Linked DNA regions of Mus musculus: all the other regions are linked to region 2. A link is a contact called in ENCODE Hi-C or POLR2A ChIA-PET data. All regions are on one chromosome and are shown on one strand. Each heading gives the region's core, a stretch centred on a gene start or an enhancer-like site at or near the end of the contact. The rest is flanking DNA. Distances are from core to core; before and after follow the strand shown. Region 1 overlaps Fyn (Fyn proto-oncogene). Region 2 holds the start of Rev3l (REV3 like, DNA directed polymerase zeta catalytic subunit). Region 3 holds the start of Mfsd4b4 (major facilitator superfamily domain containing 4B4).

Region 1 (3,562 bases), core at 713-3,212, 170 kb after region 2:
GCGGCCCTGCAAACCTGCCACTTCTGCAGTGAACCTTTGCAATGGTCAAGATGTTCTGGCTCAGCAAGGACTCAGTGAGTTTGCCATTCATAAACAGTACTTCAATTAAGTACACCATGCATGATAATATTCTTAAAAAATACCCTTCCGTTACCCAGTTTGATCTCAGCTCTCCTCTGCTCCAGAGCTCAGGAGAACAGCATGTCTCCACTCTTTCCGAGGACCCAGGTGATGGGCCTGAGTTCACAGAACTCCACAACCTGCTGCTCTGAGATGTCCCTTCAACTCCTTCTTTCATGTTTTCAAACATGGTCATGGCTGTAACAGCTCCAGTCCTTCTGCCTAAAACATTGTAGCTGCGAGCCTCTGGCCAAGTGGACTGCACTCACTTCCTGACATGATCTCTGTATTATTCTTTCTGAGTCATTTTGCTGGCTTCCTTCTCAAACACGAGAAGTCAGCTCTCCAACTCTTCCTTCAAACTCAGACATTGTGCAGTTGCCACGCAGACTGTCATATGTACCCATGTTTTCTTTCCCTTATCCTTTGGGTCCTTGCCTCTCCTCTTCTTGTAGGCATCAGTATTATTCTTTGAGCTGTCCAAGAACTCAGTAGACCCTCCTCACTTTTCTTTCTGGCTCTTGAGGAAAGGAACAAAAGCCACTTCAACAGGCAGAACGCCGAACAGATGTCACTTCCAGACTCTGTACCTCTTGGCAGGGGACCCGATTTGCTCCAGCCTCAGCGCCTCCTTTTGTTAACAGAACACCTTATCCATCACCTTAGCACAAGGTCTCACCAAAAAAGTATTAATACTTTACTGCTTCCCACTTGTGTGGCTTCTCAAGGGACCTCAGAGCAGACGTACCTGTAGTCTGTGGTTTATTTTCTAGTCATGCGTGGACTTCACCATGGCTGTGGGAATCGGGACAACTGCATGGTGTAAATAAATGTTTTAACAATGGAGATGATACTCAGGCTATCTGATATCAAATTTCTTTTTCGAACTGAGCTTTTCATTCAAAGAGAATGATACTATATTGTGTATGGATGGGGCCTTCTGTCTCAGGCCCCTTGCTTCCCTGTATAAGCTCTCTTAAAAACCCATCTGTCTGCTTGCTGTTGTGAGCTGCCACACGGGTGCTGAGAGAGAGGCCAGTGGAGTTAATGGTGCTTGCTCAGCGAGCCTGCAGTGCACCGCTGCATGTGTTATCAGATTACCCAGTGTTTTCCCTTATCTTACAGGAACAACCAGGAGGTTTGGAGAGCCACTCCATGGATCAGAGTACAAATGTGGAGCAGAGGGATACTGACCAGAGGGTACAGATGGAGATGAAGGACTGACCCTGAGAAGACAATAATTACTAGTTTTGTTTACTGTTAGCCCCCTCACCAGTCACCTGGGGCAGCAGTTTTTATTAAAACCGCTGTATTAATAAAATCAGAAATGCTGGTTGGGAGAGCTGCGGCACACAAAGGTGATTTGAAGTGGATAATGCAGCATTATACTTTCTGGGCTTTTCCTTTCTTGTTTTCTTTTTCTTTATTTTTGGAGACAAGGGCTTGCTACGTAGCCCAGGCTGACCTGAAACTAACAGTAATAATCCTGCTCCTGTCTCCCAAGTGCTGGGATTCCAAGCCTGAGCTTTCGATAATACAGTGCTACAAAGAACTCCTCTGTCCTCTGAAGAGAGGAGTGAAAAAAGAGGGTGAAGGTGCCAGTGTGGGAGGCAGGGGCCTGACCACAGCTAAGACCAGACAGCGGCAGAGCGCTGCGCTCAGGCTGTACTGGGAGACTGCCCCTTCTTATGCCCTCCAGCTTCACGGACAGCCTCCTATCCTTTCTTCCCCTTATCAGCCACGTCAGCCAAGAGAAACCTTGCAGGGGAGGAGACAGCATTCCGAGCTCTCTGAAGGAACACAGTGTACTGCAGTGCTTTGGCCCTGGGGCCCATGGGCTGCGGAGGCAGAGGACCCATCATGCACTGCTAAGGTCAGCTGTTTTCAGACTGTTTCTCATGGCCCCTCTACCTGGACAGTCCACACTTGCCTCCTTGAGGGAGTCTGCCCCTGTCAGCAGCTTGAACACAAGAATACCTGTCTTCATGGCATGTGATCATGCCGGGGGGGGGGGGGGGGGAGGGAGGGGGCAGAGCGGGCGCTTGGCTCTTTACAGGAGGTGCGAGCAGTTTTGCTTGCTCACCTTACTCCTCCAGGTCATTACCAAGTGACTAGTTCTGCTCAAGGAAGTTAAGCAGCTGACACTTGCTGAAAGAACGATTTGAGGAGGCTTCCAATGCACAGACAAACAGATTTGCTTAAGAGAAGAGCCCTGTTCTGCCAGATCCCGCCAGCACACAAGCAGGTGTTCAGTCGAGGGCCACGGCTTGGCATGGCCAGGACATTCTGCCTATCGGGTTACTGGAATATGAAATTTGAACGTGGGGTCAACTTCTCAGAACTCTGGGGACAGAGGCTACCTTGCGGCTGGGAACACTCACCCCGTGTTGGCCATATGTGAGGATAACCGGGCAGAGTTATAAGGCTCTGGAGGCTATGGGGCAGCTTTAAAAATGTTTAAAAACCTATGAGTCTTCCTTTTTTTTTTTTTTAAAAAAAAAGTTCAAATGTTTCCCCTTTTATTCACACATTCCCTTTATTTGCTTCTACAGAGTCTACTGTGGGCAGACACTGCTGGGAATCAGAACATGGAAGATGCCCCGTTCCTCTCAAGGAAGGCAGAGCTGCCGGGAGTTCCAGACAGAGGCAGGCAGAGAGACCTCTGTGAGGTTGATGTCAGCTTGGTCTACATAGCCACTTCTCGGCTAACCCAGTGAGATGCTGTCATAGACAAATTCCTTGGGGTGTCCAAGATGTAAAGGGAGAGAGACAGCAGAGACACCCGAAGTCAAGTCTTCCCCTCACACTGCTCACTGCACACACGTTAGGAGAACACTCACACCTACAATACACAGCTACACCTAAGGCTCCGGACACTGCAAAGAGGAGGCAGAAAGACTCTAAGAGCCAGGGGACCAGCATTCTGTGAGGTTTTGTCTCCTAGTAACATCAGAAGCTACGCCTGTAAAGTCTCACCAGCATCACTGCCTAAACATGACCTGACGAAGGAGGACACCAATGGTTATGTCAACTGAATGGAAAAAAAGCCCAATGAGACCTGAACCCTACACAAAAACTATTGGCAACTGAGTGAAGCTGGAGCGAGAGGTGGCCCTCCCCAGGGAAAAGCACACCAACTCGTCATCTAGTGTGGAATGGTGACACAAGCAACCCTGTATGGACTTAGCAGGCTGTATTTAGAAATATATATGCATGTGTATACAGACACATCTATGCATGCAATATCAACTGATGAAAAAAGAGGCTATGAGTTTGAAAGAGTGTGTGGGGAGGGGTAACTAGGAAGGTTTAGAAGGAGGAAAGGCCAAGGAGAAACATTGTAACGAGAATACAAGCTCAAAACTAAACCCCAACAAAAAGAGTAAAAAGCATGCTTGCTTACAACCCCACAAGCCACCAGTCATCGCTCCAGGCCTCTGGC
Region 2 (3,316 bases), core at 526-3,025:
ACGTCTCAAATGCTATACTTTCTACCAACTGTTACCAGCATTCCGGTTCTCGATCTTCCAAGGTTCACAGCATCAAACTCTACTTGAAAAAGGAGTCTTTTACCCAGCCTTATTTATGTCATTGGCATTGTTAACAAAGAGAATTCACATTAAAAGGTAGTAGCTTAGAACGAGTGTCTGTATTTTGGGAAATGGTATTGTCTTGGTAGTCCACAGAAGCTGACTGTAGTAATAAAGATGAATGGCGACGAAGGCAAAGAGCATCAAGTGGGAAATGCCGTCTGAAACCCCATAGGGCTATACCTTGGTAAGAATCGTCTTCCAGAATACGGCTTTACCATTTCATCTTAACAGTTTAAAGCATGTAAAAAGACGCAAAACTGAAAGATAAAAACGCAAAACCTTGTATATCTGGCCCCTAACCTATTTATATTATAAACCCAAAGAGTGTTCCAGAACATAGCTTGTCATTTCCCCCCCCCACCATTTCTTCAAAATGGCTTTTTTTTTTTTAATCTATTTTTAAAATGCAACCCTGCAACCCAGCCTAGAGGAATTTTAAAATGCCTATGCTGCTGAGCTTGGCTGTGTTTCCTAACGAATCCACCCCCATTAGGTGTAGTATTTTATGTTGGGCGACACAAACACGTAGTTCCTATTTCCATGGATGCACATTTCCTGAAAGCATTGCACCTGAGGATGCCGCTCTGTCCCTGTCGAGGCATTAAACTCTAAGCAGTCACGACCTGCACTCACAGAAGAGCCACATGGTCACTTCAATGAGAAAAATTATCTGGCCCCGGGCGCCACTTTCTACAGCCACAGCATCTCCGGCAGGGGCAGAGGAGAGCGAGGGTGAACAGAGGCAACCGGGAGCGACGGACAACACGCCTGACACTTCGCCTCTGCCCTCAAAGCCTTTTCTCGAACGGGGCACTAGGGACACGTAGCGAGTGGCCGGGGTCTCCGCCGGGGACCGACCTCTAAGGACCCGCGAACTCGTCCTTGGGGACGAGGCGCAGCCACCCGACCCACCGAGGCAGGGGCTCCAGCCTGCTCGCCGCTCGCAAAGGAGAGACCGGGCGCCCGCCGCCTCTCTGCCGCGGAGGGGGGCGCAGCGCTCACGCGAGCCCACATTTTTTTTTCTTTTGCGCCTCCTGTCACGCGCGCGAGAGAGAAGGCGAGCAAAGCCGAGAACAGGGCAGACTCCGCAGCGACCCTGTAGAGGGCCGCCGGCGGCGGCGTGCGCGCGAGTGCGCGGAGGGAGGGCAGCCCCGACGACCCGGCGCCCGCGCTCCCGCTCCCGCCCGCTCCCGCTTACCTGCCGGGGTCGCCCCGAAGACTCGTACCACCGGCACCTTCTTGACAGGGAGCTGGGTGAGCGGGGATTGGCAGGTATCCAGCCCCGGCAGCGGGCTGGCCATGTAGTAGTCGGCAGTCACTATCCGCACAGAAAACATGTTCGCCGCCGCCGCCACCGCCACCGCCTCCCCTCCACTCAGCGACCTGGCAGCAGCGGCGGCGGCGGGCTCCGCAGAGGCGCCTCCTCCCCTTCCTCCTCGGTTCGGCTTTTCCCCCCCGCCCCTCGCACGGACGCCGGGACGAGCGGCAGCGGCGGCGGCGCGCGGAGGCTGCGGAGGCTGTGTGCTGCCGCCGCCTCCTCAGACGCTCCGGGCGAGAGGCAGCGGGAGAGAAGCCCTCGCGCGTTCGTCGGGTCGGGTGGTACCGCTGCTGCTGCCGCCACGGCCGCCGCCGCCGGGAATCACACGGGCTCCTCGGTCCCAGGCTGCAGCTCTTGTTGCCATGATGATGATGTCACGGACGCAACCACTGGGGGAGGGGAGGAGGGGTGTGTGTGTGCGCGCGCGCGAGCGGCGACGGGGGGGGGGGAGGAGGCGGGCGGGCGCGCGCCCGGGGTGGGAGGGGACGAGGAGGGGGTTCTCCCCCGCTCGGAGCGCGCGGCTGGGGAAGAAGCTGGCGGGAAGCCGGGCCGCGCGCCGAGGAATCGATGATTCGGCCTGTGGGCCGGGTCACTGCGGCGGGGCCCGGGGAGCGCCGATAGCATGGATAGGCTCAGAGGGGCGCAGGGTTTTGGCGGCTTCCCGAGTTCCCCTCGCCGACCGCCATGTCACATCTTACGGAAGAGGCGGGGGCTGCCGCGGAGAGGATATTTTTTGTTTTGTTTTGTTTTCACAAGGTAAGGGAAGCCGCCAGCGGGAGAAGGGAGGCGCGGCACAGACCTCGGGCGGCCCTGGCCGAGCGGGAGGGTGGGAAGGAGGGAGGGCGGGCCGGGCGGGCGAGCGAGCGGGCGGGCGGAGCGTTGGACGTGCCGGCCCTTCTCAGGTAACGCGGCGGCGGAGCTGGAGCCCGGGCCAGCTCGAGGGGCGGGGGCGCGCGGGCCTCGGCCTATAAAAGGGCCGCCCTGGCGCTCGCTCCCTCCTCCGCCCTCCCCTCCCCCCAGCTCCGGGCGAGCCTCGCGCCCCGCCTCGCCCGCCTCCTCTTCTGCGGTGCTGCAGTGACTGCGCCCGGCCACTTAAGGAGATTTATTCACGCGCGGCCCTGCCCAGCTTTGCCCAAGCTGGGCAGATACACCGACAGCACAGGGATTTCCCACCGTCGTGGTTTTCTCCACCCCCCCACTCCCCCACCGCCTGCCCCTCTCGCACTAGGACAACCACTGTGGGTTCCCCCGCGCAGGCTACACACACACACCCCACACACACACGCGGCACGAGCGAGAACACGGAAAGACTTGTTTGCTCCACTCACCTCCCTCCCTCCACTCCTCTCGCGGCTGCTCGGAGAGCCCCGAGAGCCTTTCAGAGAAAATGTTGGCAAAAGGGAAAGGCTCCTAAAAGTCGGCGTGTTTTCATTCACTCTTAGTGCAAGATTTTACTACGGGTTGACACAGAAGAAAAAGGGGGTGGGGTAAGACATAAAATAAAAACCAACTTTATTTGGAGCTAGAAAGGAGATGAAGTGGCACAGTTAGGGATTGGGGGGTGCGGGGGCAACAGATGCTGCTGGTGAGGATGTTAAATTAGAACCTATGGATTTTGTCTGGCTTGGTCACTAATACTGGGCGTGACCTCGGACAAATAATTTGATTTTTTTAGGCCTCGTTTTTCACAGGTGAGTCGTCGCCGCCGCCCCCCCCCCCAATTCCGCCCCAACAAAAAGATTAAAGTAATAGGAAGCAGAAACTACAGTTTTCAGCTTTGAAATTTGCCACTGAAATTAGGACACTTGACAGTCATTATCCATCCAAAGTAGAGTTCATTCTGTCCCACTTAAAAAATTATACAGGTGCATTTTA
Region 3 (3,470 bases), core at 887-3,386, 170 kb before region 2:
TGCCTAGTAGGTTGGTATTGTAGCAGGCAGAGTTATTCTCACTTTAAAATGCCCTTAAATTTTTTTCTTTTTTTTTTTAAAGATTTATTTATTCATTTATTATATGTAACTACACTGTAGCTGTCTTCAGACACTGCAGAAGAGGGTGTCAGATCTCATTACAGATGGTTGTGAGCCACCATGTGGTTGCTGGGATTTGAACTCAGGACCTTTGGAAGAGCAGTCAGTGCTCTTAACTGCTGAGCCATCTCTCCAGCCCAAATTTTTTTCTTTATCAATCTATTTTTAGATTTTTATTAAAAATGTTTATGATACAATGTATTTTTTCTTTTTTAAAAAAATTAGATATCTTCTTTATTTACATTTCAAATGTTATCCCCTTTCCTAGTTTCCCCTCCGAAAACCCACTATCCCCTCCCCCCTCCCCCTGCTCACCAACCCACCCACTCCTGCTTCCTGGCCCTGGCATTCCCCTATACTGGGGCATAGAACCTTCACGGGAAAAAGAGCCTCTCCTCCCTGACTAGGCCATCTGCCCTTAAAATTTTTGTGTTCTAAAGGTCCCACTAAAAATTTCAAAACACACACTTTGAGGCCAATCAGAAAACATCTGAAATAGTCTAAGCAAGAAATGAAGACAAGCAGAGTAGGAATGGAGAGGAGTTGGACGCCAATTTAAGAAACCTTTCCGAGACAAACAGGGAAGAAGTTAATGATCGTATGATTGAAGATAGAAAGTTGGTTTATGGGTAACAAGACCAAGTTTTGTAGTAGCTTGGGAGTCTAAGTAAGAAGGGATATCAGAGACAGAAGTGTAAGTGGAAAAGAACTTCAGATAAAAAATAGAATGTGATAACATTTGAGGCTATGGTCCCTGTGGTCAAATCTGTAGTCACATAAGAACACGGTTTTCCTTTTTCAGCTAGCATAGCTATTTGGCAAAGACAGACTGATGTCCAAGTCCATTCAACAATGGAATTGCCTGCAGGTTAAAATAAGTGTGGGCATGTGGGACCCGATTTAGAGCGTTTCTCCCAGGAAGGTAAAGCCCCTGGACGTTCCCCAAGCTTGTTTTCCCTGATCTCTAAAAATACAGCCAGAAAGAAGCTCTTTGTTCTCTATAGCCAGCAAAAAGCCTTTGTTTCTATACTTTACAACCAGAGATGCCTGCCTTCCTGTGCTGAGGACACGGAGATAAAAATTCAGAAAGAACTCACTCCCCACTCCTGCCTTATAAATTTCACCAAGGATACCCAGAAGAGAAGAACTCTCCTCCCAACTCCTCCCAACTCCTCCCCAATTCCTCAGCTAGCTGTTAAAAGCCCCCTACTGTTACCACTAAGGGTCAAACTCCCCTGCCCTGCACGGAGGAGGGACATCGGGACATCGTCCTCAGCTAGCTGATAATAAAACCTCTTGCAGTTTGCATCAGGTGTGGTTTTCTCTCGAGTCACTGAGGTGCTGGCCAGCTCATCCCAGGACTTGAGCGGAGGCCCAGCTTCGGGGGTCTTACAGGCAAGTGCATGCAACTCGTTTTGTCCCAGATTCTTTCTTTAGCTATTGTTTCACCATTCAGTAAAGGCCAGCGGGTTGTTGTCTGGCCTTTAGAAGCTGCTACTCTAACCTAATATTCCTATTTATAGATGGGACTGCGGTGGGATTCTGAGTGTTGTGTAAACTAACTGAGATACTTCACGTGTGAGTTTACACGTAAGGATCCATAACTATCTGTTCAGTGAGAAGCTGACGTTCAACATTCTTGTACGTCTAAGGAGCAAGGGCAACAGTTTGTAAATCATGTAGAGACAAGACCTTCGGGTTTCCAGGTGACCCAGGAGGCTGCGGAAGTTGCCATCTTGCAGTTCCAGGCCGGGTTTCTTCCAACGTTTTGCAACTTTGGATCGTCTTGTGCATGGGTTGCAGCTTGTACATCTTTGGCCTACATTCCCCAGGCCGGGGAAACTCACCTAATTGAGACTTCTCACCTGGGCCAGGCTGTCCGATCCCCAAGGCAACCACATCAACTTCCGGTTTGAGGAAGTCTCCTGATTGGCCGGCGGCTTTATTTCCGGCCTGTGATCCATGCAGGCGCTCTGCTACCGTGAGGGACACCGCGCCTGCGCGGCGGGGAGGCTCCGCTCCCAGGTCACGCTCGCGCGGGCAGGTCCTGGCGTTGTTGGCTCCCGGGCCGGGCGGGGCCGGGCACCTCCCTGCACACCGGAGGCCTGGTGCACGGAGCACGGCAGGTGGAGCCGCCACACTGGAGTTGGAGCTGGAGTTCGGAGGGGCGGGAGGGCAGCGGCTCCTCCCAGCCGGCCCGGGCGCAGAGAATGAGTCAGAAGCGGTGGCCTCCGTGCGGAAAGGCCGTGCCCAAAGCGTGCTGCGCTGGTTCACCACCGTGGTGCTTTGTGCCGCCTTCCTGGGGCTGGTGAGAGCTGGGCCCAAACCCTCCAGGCCACGGCTGGAGCAAGCGTCCTGCAGGGAACGTGGTCTCAGTGCCCTGCATCGTGCGTGACCCCTGGTGTATATCGGTTAATCCTCCTGAGTCTCAGTTCTGTCATCTGGAAAAACGGGCAAAATTAATACGTTTCCAGCACGAGCAAGCTAAGTTTCCTCCGGAAAACGGGGAGATACAAGATGGGGAGCCTGCTCCCCTTCACCCACTCACTGAAGCTCTAAATTGATCCCAGAAAAGCAGCTTTGAGGGGGCCTGACCAAATCCAACCAACTGCTTTATTTCGCAGATGGAAAAAAGGGCCCAGAGAAGAAAGTGGCTTTTCTGGTTAAATGATAGTATCAAGGACATGTTGCTTACCCTGTACACGGCCCTATTTAAATCAAGCCTTTAGATACTTAAATGATTTTCTTCACTCAAGTGCAAGAACTAAAAACGCCATAAAGACAGTGTTCCCCAGTGTAGCACCTGCTGCTGACCCGAAATGTCCTTTTGTGGACCAGATGGCTGTAACTCATTGTGTAGATCAGGATGGTCTCAAATTTCAGAGATCCTCCTGCCCCTGCCTCCTGAGTGCTGGGATGAAAGCTATAAACCACTGACCTAAAGTGATAACTTTTGACTCGAGTGCTATGAGAGCTAAACCTTTGACGGAGTCCCTTCTGGTCCCTCAATTGGAGCTTCAGTTTCTTAAAATTATTTTGATGGGAAAGTAGGGAAGAAAGAAAGCGTTGCAGGTACTGGAGCCCCTCGTGTGTAACAGGTATTGCAAGTGATTGCAGGAAGATCTGAATGAACATGCTGTGGCCCTGTGTGCTCCTGGTCTTTGTTCTTGGTTGCTGGTGCTTGGGGCAGGGAAACCACACGTGGGTTGGAGCAGAACAGTGCAGCACAATCAGGTTTTGTTGTTTGTTTATTACGTACAGGGCGCTGGCTGGCCCAGGACTTCATGCTAGGCTTTCACCCAGCTGTGTCCCCAGCCCACAATCCACAGTTCTCAAAACTCAGAAACGTT

The links. Hi-C counts contacts between places; a loop is a spot of excess contacts on that map. ChIA-PET counts read pairs that join two places held with the same protein, here RNA polymerase II (POLR2A).
Region 1: a loop to region 2 is called in a map of heart, with 2.8 times the contacts of the local background. The contact joins the enhancer-like site here to the promoter of Rev3l in region 2. A Hi-C loop is called at or near these places in 11 of 37 maps with a recorded cell type or tissue (adrenal gland, gastrocnemius, heart and 1 more). POLR2A ChIA-PET finds 5 or more read pairs at or near these places in 1 of 5 experiments (Patski).
Region 3: a map of heart shows a loop between it and region 2 (3-fold over the local background). The contact joins the promoter of Mfsd4b4 here to the promoter of Rev3l in region 2. A Hi-C loop is called at or near these places in 1 of 37 maps with a recorded cell type or tissue (heart). POLR2A ChIA-PET finds 5 or more read pairs at or near these places in 1 of 5 experiments (Patski).

The regions. Positions count from the first base shown.
Region 1 is chr10:39,556,396-39,559,957 of GRCm38, reverse strand. All of the region lies in intron 13 of Fyn (Fyn proto-oncogene), which reads right to left. It overlaps Gm16364 (predicted gene 16364), which reads left to right. Exons shown (of 6, transcript NR_152259.1): 3 at 1-74; 4 at 1,246-1,478; 5 at 1,859-1,993; 6 at 2,673-3,562. Among named protein-coding and RNA genes, the nearest start is that of Gm40627, 32 kb to the left of the region's middle. Within about 2 kb of position 1,962, at least 1 of the 3 ENCODE cell types and tissues checked has a DNase peak (open chromatin) inside an H3K27ac peak, as active enhancers do; it is heart, where a contact is called at or near this core.
Region 2 is chr10:39,730,619-39,733,934 of GRCm38, reverse strand. It overlaps Rev3l (REV3 like, DNA directed polymerase zeta catalytic subunit), which reads right to left and starts at 1,775. Exons shown (of 32, transcript NM_011264.3): 1 at 1,322-1,775. The coding sequence starts at 1,460. E130307A14Rik (RIKEN cDNA E130307A14 gene) reads left to right here and starts at 1,928. Exons shown (of 3, transcript NR_038037.1): 1 at 1,928-2,197.
Region 3 is chr10:39,897,872-39,901,341 of GRCm38, reverse strand. It overlaps Mfsd4b4 (major facilitator superfamily domain containing 4B4), which reads left to right and starts at 2,136. Exons shown (of 5, transcript NM_001384225.1): 1 at 2,136-2,428.